Regions from separate parts of the Homo sapiens genome. Here region 2 is linked to region 1. A link is an interaction called in ENCODE POLR2A ChIA-PET data of the cell type or tissue named here. Cell type or tissue: PC-9. All regions are shown on one strand.

Region 1 (5,000 bases):
CACCCACCTTGGCCTCCCAAAGTGCTGGGATTACAGGCATGAGCCACCATGCCTGGCCAGAAGATATTTTAAAAATAATAATAAAAAAGATAACCTTTTATCCCATCATACACATAAAACCACTGTTAATATTCTACCAATATTTTCTTCCTGTACTGATGTATTTTTACATAATCATGATGTTGAATGTAATGTTTTTTCACTAGATTTAGTAAACATTTTTCAAAGCTGTTAAATATTCTTCAAAAACATGATCAATGGCTGTGCAATAGTTCATGTGGGATCATCCATTACACTATTACTAGACAAATTGTTTCCACTTTTCACCATTATAAGTGAAGACGCTGTGTGAATCGTGTTTGGAATCTGATTTTTCTCAGGTGATCTACCTATAAGTGCAATCATTGGATCAAGGGTAGAAATATCTTTTAGTGATCTTGCTAAATACTGCCTAACTGGCCTACAGAAAATTTGCTAATCATAGTCCCTCTAATTGTATATAAAAGTGCCCACTTTGTTATACTCTTTTAAAAAATTCTTTTCACTCCGTTTTAAATCAGAAGGGCTTTGTCCAGTTGGTCTCTGAAACAGTGGTCTGCACACTGTATTTTACATATGTGTATTTTCCAGTATGGGATAAGTTTCGGCTGATATGGTTTGGCTGTGTCCCTACCCAAATCTCATCTTGAATTATAGCTCCCATAATCCCCACATTGTGGGAGGGACCCAGTGGGAGGTAATTGGATCATGGGGGTGGGTTTCCCCCATACTGTACTCATGGTAGTGAGTCTCATGATATCTGATGGTTTTATAAAGGGCATTTCCCCTGCACATGTTCTCTTGCCTGCTGCCATGTAAGATGTGCTTTTGCTCTTCCTTTGCCTTTCACCATGATTGTGAGGCCTCCCTAACCATGTGGAACTATGAGTCCATTAAACCTCTTTTTCTTTTCAAATTACTGGGTATCTCTTCATAGCAGTATGAAAATGGACTAATACAACAGCATTCACCAGGAAGTGACTAGGAACACAGAGCTTCAAGCTTTGTGAGGCACAAGGTACTGGGGCCATGATACCAAATGGCCTCCTGGAAGCCCCAGCAGGGAGTCCCAGGTGGTGTTCAGCAGCAAAATGAGTCGTGGCCCTGGGAAGGGACCTGAAGGCTACACAGCCCTGATGATCAGTTTCTGAGGGGACCCCTCTGGGGGAACAGCTCCCTCCTCTTTCCCAGAGCTGACTGGAAGGTCTGTCTCATTCTACACACTGCATTTGTTACAGAAAGGGACCAAGTGGGGAAAATAAAGAACATGGAACAGGCTGAGAGAGAGGGCAGCTCCATTCAAAGGACCTAGGTGTATGCCAAAAATGAGAATGAAGATTGACCAGCGACTTCTTTGGCAGAGACCTGGGCAGGCTGGCTGATGGAGAGCTGGGGCCTGTGAATACAGTAAGGGTGGGGTCCACACTGCCACCGCCTCCCCTCAGATGCCGCTTCTCTGGACTCAGCAGCACTGGGCAGTCTGCCCAGTTCTGCCCGTGGCTTCTGCTCCAGAGAAGCCCAGTGGGGACAGTCAGAGTGGAGGAGTGAGGGGCTGTCCCAGCAGAAGCCCTGGCTGCTGCCTTGGGTGGCACTGTCAAAGGCTCTGGAGGTCCCAGAGGGCCAAGGGTCTGAAGACTCGGGTTTGAATGTAGTTGAGAGATTCTTGGAGCAATGATGCTTGTTACGGAAGGAATTATTGGGAATTGAAAAGGTGGCATTAGTCTGGGATGATAAGGAGTTTTAACCATTTGAGTCCATGGTATGGGAAAAATTGCCGACGGGAACATATTTTGTATGGTTTTGCTTATTTAGTAAATGTTTGTAAAAGCCTATATCTGTGCTTTTAATGGGTTTGGGTATTTTAGGGTGTGGAATAGATTTCCAGGACTTCCCTGATTTATACCATCATGCTGTGGAAAAGAAGGTTTGACCTCCTCCATTGTTCAGGACCAACTGGGAAGGGACTTGGGGATGCCTTTGTTTAAACACTCCCTCTCACTTTTCCCATTTGAATTCTGTTACACTGGGGTTCCAAAAAAAATTATTAAACGTTTTGCTTTGAAAACAGCTGCCTTTTTAAAAATTAATGTGGCTCCTCGGGGAGATTGCATCAGCCACCTTGCGGCAGCTCCTGCCAGACGCCAGGAGCCTTTGTTTTGACTTCCTCATTTTCTCTCAACTGACCTTTTAATGTAGAGCAAAACAAAACGAGCCAAGAAGCCCAGGACCAGGCATGTGGAGAAGGTGGTGGCCTCTCACCTTTTTATATTCAGTCCCAGCTCTTATGAGGCTCGCCATCATCTGGTGCGACTTGGAACTTGAACTTGGAATTCTCTGGTGAGGCCCAGCTTCCCCTCTTGCCTTGTGCAGTCCAGCACCTGCTCAGCTGCTCAGGCTGTGTATGAATACATTCCCATCTGCCCATCCTCAGCCACCCCCCAGCTCCTAGAGTCCTACTCTACTTTCTGCTTCTCTAAATCTGATCCATGCAGCAAGAGCATTCCTGGGCTCCTTCAGCCCACACTCTGGTTTAGCTATAAATTAGGATTTATTCTCCACTCTAGTGTCATGTCTCTGAGGAACAGTCTTCAGTTTTGTTATTTTGATACACAGTAGGGGCTCTTTTTTTTGTTTTTTTTTTTTAAATGAGCGAATGAAAATGCTACATAGGCTCCCTGAGTTCTTTCATGTACGAATCCTGGTTACACATCTTAGGACAGCAGAGCTGCCTGAGGGAGGGTTGTGTTTAATGTCGTATGCATGCTCAGCACAGTGCTGGCATGGCCCATCCATGCTTTCTGTTGAACTATGGACAGAATTCAGGAACTTGTGTATGGAGAGGGTGGAAGTCAGTCCTCGCTTCTTTCCCTAAACATTTTGCAGTGACAGCATATGGATCTTTGGTTGGAAACCCCATGACACTCTTCTCTACTTCCCCATGGGCCTTCCCTGGTTTTTGTTTTTCTTTTCTTAAACAATCCTGGTAATGACACTTCCACCACAATGAGCTTTTAAATGTCCTTTAATGATAAGCCAGTGTTTCCTTCAGAGGGCAAAGGGGAGACTGCTGAGTCACTGTGGCCATTTTTAGATAAACCTTTTCCTGTTTATAATAACACATGCTGATTGTAGGAAACTAGAAAATACATGAAAGTGCAGAGAAAAGACTAAAAGTCATCTATACTTCAGGTCGTAGAAATAACCACTCTGAACAGCACACTTCTTTTTACACTATTGTTTTACACTGTTGGGATTACATAAATATATATGTTTGTATCCCACTTTGTGAACATCATTCTATGTGAACTAGAAATGGTTCCTAAACATTAAGGGCTGCATATAGCTGTATCATAGTTTATAGTTTATACATAGATGCTTTGTAACATTATTTTATAATGCTATGAATGCTATGGTGAATATTTTTGTGAATCAACTTATGTTTCCACCAGCAGTTTCAGAGAGTGCCTGTCTCATCCCATCCTCCCCAGTATTGCATATTCTTGAGTCTTTTATTCTTTGATAATGACAAATGATGAATCATTGATAGTTTTTCTTCATAATAAGTAAAGTTTAACATTTTCAAGTGTTTGTTGACCATCTGTATTTCTTCTTTTGTGAAGTGCTGTCAGTTCTTTTGCTATTTTAAAAATAATTTTGAGTTTCAGTTTTTGTTTGTTGGTCTGTATGAACCCTTTAAAAATAAAGGCTGTTAGCCTTTTGCCATCTTAGTTGTGACAGTAAAGTATAATGCTTTGCTGCACTAGGTCCTCTGGAACAAGATGCAGATTTAGATTCCAGGTCAGCATGTAACTTGACCACTGTCACTCAAGAGTTACAGCCTGAGCAGGGCCTTAGGAGGGAGATGATTTCTGCTTAAAGGCGATACAAATTCCTAGTTAGGGAAATAGAAGGAAAGTATTCTCAGGAGATTAATTTAAGGCAGCTTTTTTGTTGGTTTAAGCACCTCTAACATTTTCATACTAATAAGGGAGAATGGGATGGCGGCTGAAAGAGACACAAATATTGTATCATTTAATTCTAAATTATGTATTTGTCAGGTTCTTATTGAAAGAGTAAATTTTCGAAAGGATCAAGATGGCTATCTAAACACAGGTAGTATGTGCCTCCACCATGGTGAGAAACCAGAATAGTAAGTGGATCCATTTTGAACAGATTGTCTAGGAGAGAATGCTAGGATAAACCAGAAAAGATATGGGAAACATGAGAAGTAAGGAGAGGATTCGAGGCAGCTTGCCCAGCTGGGAACCGACTGAGAGTCGGGAGAGGCTCCTGATGTGGGGAAACAGTAAGAGAGAACCCCCTAGGGCTCCAAAACAAACTTTTATAATCTTGGCCACGGAAGGAAACCTCGACCCACTGGGCCAGGGCCTGGGCCTGACATTCGGAGCTGCCTAAACATTGCACAGAGGCATTGCTCCAGAAAGGAAACCAATACAAAATCTCACATGCATCTGAACCTGGAGCAGCCTCAGCAGGGTGCCATTTTGAGAGCCTAGATACTGGGACTCTACAGACATGGCTCTTGCTGCCGAGCTGCTTCAAGGAGGGAGACGGGAGAGCAGGTGCTCCCATGCACCCCTGGGAGGGTCTGCTGCCCTGCTGTGGGCTGCTATTGAGACAGATGTGAGTAGACACCCCTCCCCACAGCTTCTTTTCCACACTGCTTGTCTGGGAGGGACACTCTCTGATCCCAGGCCCAAGGTAGCATTTTGAGAGTTTAATGCTGGGCTGCATTCCCCTCCCAGCCTGAGTTTGGGCTGATGAGGCTGTAGCTGCCTCTTGGCTAAGGAAGGATAGGGAAATCAGGCCATCCTACACATATCTAGGACAAGACCCCCTGCCCTGCCATGGGCTGCTGTGAGACCGAGATGTGGCCATCCTGTGTGTTCCACAGCTTGTTGCCAATGCTGCTTACTTGTGAGGTGCTCCTCCCTCTCTGG
Region 2 (5,000 bases), 600 kb after region 1:
CTAGAAACGGGTGTTGGGAGCAAACTGAGTGGCTGTTTTCTGTTTTCCCATTGGAGAAAAAACTGTTTTGTATCTACTAGGAACCATTTGTGAAGTGACTGAAAGATGGGATGAGATGGGATGAAAGATTGGTACATTTTTACAGAGTGCTGATTGGTGCATTAACAATCCTTTAGCCAGACACAGAGCACTGATTGGTGACTTTACAATCTGCTAGCTAAAGAGAAAAGTTCTCCAAGTCTCCACTCAACCCAGGAAGTCCAGGTGGCTTCACCTCTCACTGCTTTTTGTTTGTTTGTTTTTGAGACGGAGTCTTGCTCTGATGCCCAGGCTGGAGTGCAGTGGTGTGATCTTGGCTCACTGCAACCTCTGTCTCCCAGGTTCAAGCAATTCTCCTGCCTCAGCATCCTGAATAGCTGCGATTACAGGCACCCACCATCACTCCCATCTAACTTTTGTATTTTTAGTAGAGACAGACTGGTTTCAAACTCCTGACCTCAGGTGATCCACCCACCTCGGCCTGCCAAAGTGCTGGGATTACAGGCATGAGCTGTGCCTGGCCACATCCTGCTTTAGAAGGCTTGTGCTAGCTGCAGTGGGAAGAGCTGGAGCCTGGCCACAGTAGCTTCCCTGCCCTGTCCAAACAGAAAATCCATTCCAGGCTTTTGTGAGATTGAGGATTCTGTGAATGAATTATTAAACATGACAACCTTTTGCAAAGTTCTCTTGGGTAACAGTATCATTGGAGTTTCTGTTTGTTCACGATGAGTCAACAAATTCAACACAGCCCAAAGTTGGAAAGTAGGGAGGGAGAGAGAAAGGAAGGAAAGAAGAGTTGGGGGAGGGAGGGAAGGAATGAGGGAAGAGTAAGGAATAGAGAAAACAGACAGAAAAAGACAGAAAGAGAGTAAAGGAAGGAAGGGAGCAAGGAAGGAAGGAAAGAAGGAAGGAAGAAAGAAGGAAAGAAAGAAAGAAAGAAAGAAAGAAAGAAAGAAAGAAAGAAAGAAAGAAAGAAAGAGAAAGGAAGGAAGGAAGAAAGGAAGGAAGGAAAGAAAGAAAAGAAAAGATTAAGAAAGAAGCCTGGCCAACATGGTGATACTCCCTCTCTACTAAAAATACAGAAATTAGGTAGGTGTGGTGGTGAGAGGTGTAGCCAGCTGGACTTCTGGGTTGGGTGGGGACTCGGAGAAATTTTCTATCTTACAAGAGGATTGTAAGATGCACCAATCAGCACTCTGTAGCTAGGATTGTAAAATGCACCAATCAGTGCTCTGTGGCTAGCTAGAGGTTTGTAAAATGGACTAATCAGCACTCTGTAAAATGGACCAATCAGTGCTCCGTATAATGGACCAATCAGCGCTCTGTAAAATGGACCAATCAGCACTCTGTAAAATAGACCAATCAGCACTCTGTAAAATGGACCAATCAGCACTCTGTAAAATGGACCAATCAACAGGAAGTGGGTAGGGACAAATAAGGGAATTAAAGCTGGTCACCCCAGCCCCCAGCAGCAACGCTTAGGCAACCCGCTTAGGTACCCTTACAGGATGTGGAAGCATTGTTCTTCCGCTGTTCAAAATAAATCTTCCTGCTGCTCACTCTTTGGGTCTGTGCCATCTTTAAGAACTGTAACACTCACTGTGAAGGTCCGCTGCTCCAGTCTTGAAGTCAGCCAGACCACAAAACCACTGGAAGGAATCAACTCCAGACACAGTGGCACATGTCTGTAATCCCAGCTACTTGGGAGGCTGAGACAGGAGAATTGCTTGAACCTAGGAGGTGGAAGTTGCAGTGAGCCGAGATTGTGCCACTGCACTCCAGCCTGGGCGACACAGTGAGACCCTGTGTAAAAGAAAGAGAGAAAGCAAAGCAAAGAAGGAAGAAAAAACAAAGGCTTTCTTTCCCTGTGATGGTTTCCCTGTGAAATGGAGTCTAGGGAGGAGAGGTGAGAAGCAGCGTTTCAATTTTAAAAGTTACAATTGCAGGTTCAGTGCAGAGATGGTCAAATCCCGACCTGATTGGAGTCAGCTGTAACTAGTTGGTAGTCAGCAGTCTAGGGAACATGATATAGGCCTGTGCCATGCTGTGACATGCCATGACAGGCCAGGGCCACGTCACAGCATCTGTTTCAGCCTGCCGGTAGTGGGTTTTTCTGTCTTTTACATGTTCTTGTTGATGAGTTGGCTTTGGTTGAATCTTGAAATGGAATTGAATCTCTAGGCTGTGGCTTACGACAGCTCATAGAAGGCAATTGGCATGATATTTTGCACCTATGAGTGAAAAATGTTAACACTTCATTGATGTTTGTTAAATTATCTACTTCAACATTAATAATACATGCATGGTCCGGGCATGGTGTCTCACACCTGTAATCCCAGCATTTTGGGAGGCCAAGGCAGGTGGATCACTTGAGCTCAAGTGTTTGAAACTAGCCTGGCCAACATGGTGAAACCCTGTGTCTGCTAAAAATCCTAAAATTAGCCACATAGGTGGCTCGTATCTGTAGTCCCAGCTGCTTGGGAGGCCTGAGAATCACTTGAACCTAGGAGGTGGAGATTGCAGTGAGCCAAGATTATGCCACTGGAATCCAGCCTGGGTGACAGATAGAGACTCCATCTCAAAAATAAATAAATAAATACATGCATGCCTCATAATCTGGTGGTCACAAAGTCTCCTGGATCTGCACATGGGGCACCTTATTTTCCCAGTGTATACTGGATGATATGCAGTGCTAGTATTGTTGAAATAGTAAATCCTTTGTGACTATAAACCTAAATAACAGAGAGAGGTCCCTAAAAGAAAAATATTTCTCTGGGAATAGACCACTGCAATGGGAGTATGCATGCCACAGTAAACTATGTGTATATTTGGGAAAATAAAGGAAAACAAAAATTTTTTAAGGAAAAAATGAGGATTATCTAATTTCTTTGAATTAATTAGCCTTGGCTCCAAAGATCAATCACGAAAGTGGTGTTAGTCTGAGGTTGGACAGGCAGTTGTTCAGAGGTCCTTGCAGAGTATGTTTTCTGTTCAGTTGGAATGGCCTTTGCTCAAGGTTGTGGTGTTCGCCGTCTTTCGTGGTACTTTTGGTTTTCAGGTGTACAACCATTAGAACCCTCTTTTCATGGTCTTCCCAGCTGTATTTGTCAGAGTCTTTTGTTTGTTTTTTAACATTAGTGACTCCATTTTGATTCTGACCATTTTCATGTGATGCACAGAATAAAGAAATGTGTATTATTCATAAAAATATTCCTTCTAGAACCACTTAGCTATGAATCAGTGAGGAGGGATATCTTTTTTAGATAATTGAGATTAAGAAGGTATATCTATTAGCTGTTTTCGTGTAACAACCCAACTGGTTATTACAGCAACCATTTATTTGCTCGTGATTTTGTGGGTTGGCAATTTGGGCAGGAATCAGCTGATAAGCCGATCTCAGAACCACGTGGTATCAGCTGGGTTTCCTCACCTCTGTGGGCCTCACTGGGTGGACTGGGTTGTCAGGGAAGACAGGGACCCTCTTTATGTGTTTTCCGTTTTCCATGAGGCTAACTTGGGCTTGTTCATAGGTAGCAGCATTGTAGGAGGCCTACCCTTGGAATGTGTGCAGTGTCACTTCTGTCACCTTCTATTGATCAAAGCAAGTCTCAAGGCCAGGACGGGGCCAAGGAGTAGGGAAATAGATTTCACCTCTTGAGGGGATTTGTTACAAGGAATTTTCGCTAATAGTTTTTTTTTTTTCTTAGGTGGAGTCTCGCTCTGTCACCCAGGCTGGAGTGCAGTTGCCCAATCTCAGCTCACTACAACCTCTGCCTCCCGGGTTCAAGCAATTCTCCTGCCTCAGCCTCCCAAGTAGCTAGGACTACAGGTGCACACCACCACACCCAGCTAATTATTGTGTTTTTGTTAGAGACGAGGTTACACCATGGTGGCCAGGATGGTCTCAATCTCCTGACCTTGGGATCTGCCTGCCTTGGCCTCCCAAAGTGCTGGGATTACAGGCGTGAGCCACTGCACCTGGCATAATTTTGGCTACTCTTAATCAACCCCAGAAGGTTTAATAAGAACTTTGATTAGCTACTTTCTAGCTTCATGAATTTACCAAGCTATTCCTGGTTTTGCACCTTTAAGAAACTCATTTTTTAAATCTGATGAATATATGTCCATAAGAAGCTTTACTTGGTTAAAATTAAATACATACAAAATTGACAGAAAAATTATTTTGTCAAAGAAAAATGAACGAAGAGTAGTGTCATTTTTCATTGTCACATTCATTTCTCTAAGAAATGGATCTGTCCTTCAACATCTCCTCCTAGCCCATACTGTTTGAATATAGAGGGCTCTTGGGCCATGGTCCGGGGATTATTTATAATCAGCAACAAGGGGTTACAGTGTCATGGCTTACAATTTGGTGGGGTGGGACCAGGGACTAGTTGGAGTTTTTTGTTTTGGTCGTCATAATTTATTTGAAGCAGGGAGCTTGGCTCTCCACCCTTTGTACTTATTAGTCCACCAAACATCTGCCCAGTCACCACTGGGACTTTTAACACTCCATACTTATACATGCTTGATTTTTTGTGGTATAGACATAGACACTTATCAACATGGGCTAGCTTCTTTTGACCTTGCTCATCTCCATACGGGATGACTGAACAGGCATCAAACTGAAGGGTTAAAAAATGACTAGCCTGAGTTACACTGATGACAAGATGACCTTCTGTTGAAAAGAAAAAAGAGAATAAATAAGTGATTATTAAGCTCTTTTTAGAGTTAATTTGGTGGGGGTGGGCTGTGGAGTGACAGTTCATGATTCTGGAGGTGGCGGCACCTTCTTGACTCGGGTGTGATGAGTCCATCCTCTTTCTGTTGTCCAGACTGCAGTCTCAGTACATAGGAGCACTAGGTAGGGTCCTTCCCAGGCTGGTTCGAGCTTCCTTTTCTTCTACCCTTGGATGAGAACATGGTCTCAAGGCCAATGCTGATGTTCTGGAAACTCCAGG

Evidence for each region. ChIA-PET counts read pairs that join two places held together with the same protein. Peaks named below come from ENCODE experiments on the same cell type or tissue, not always from the same donor. Only the 100,000 strongest peaks of a DNase experiment are listed, where the experiment ranks them.
Region 2: POLR2A ChIA-PET joins it to region 1 with 7 read pairs; 1 of 35 experiments calls an interaction of 5 or more read pairs at or near these places.

The regions. Positions count from the first base shown.
Region 1 is chr7:135,158,418-135,163,417 of GRCh38, reverse strand. The region is part of intron 1 of TMEM140 (transmembrane protein 140); the gene reads right to left. It also overlaps a transcript of CYREN not described here. Among named protein-coding and RNA genes, the nearest start is that of CYREN, 9.8 kb to the left of the region's middle. RefSeq lists enhancers at 2,103-2,152, 2,233-2,322. In PC-9, no CTCF peak of the experiment used is centred here; no DNase peak of the experiment used is centred here; H3K27ac peaks cover 1,525 bases.
Region 2 is chr7:134,558,851-134,563,850 of GRCh38, reverse strand. The region is part of intron 2 of AKR1B15 (aldo-keto reductase family 1 member B15); the gene reads right to left. Among named protein-coding and RNA genes, the nearest start is that of AKR1B15, 12 kb to the right of the region's middle. RefSeq lists an enhancer at 213-1,412. In PC-9, no CTCF peak of the experiment used is centred here; a DNase peak (open chromatin) is centred at 670; H3K4me3 peaks cover 420 bases; H3K27ac peaks cover 1,985 bases.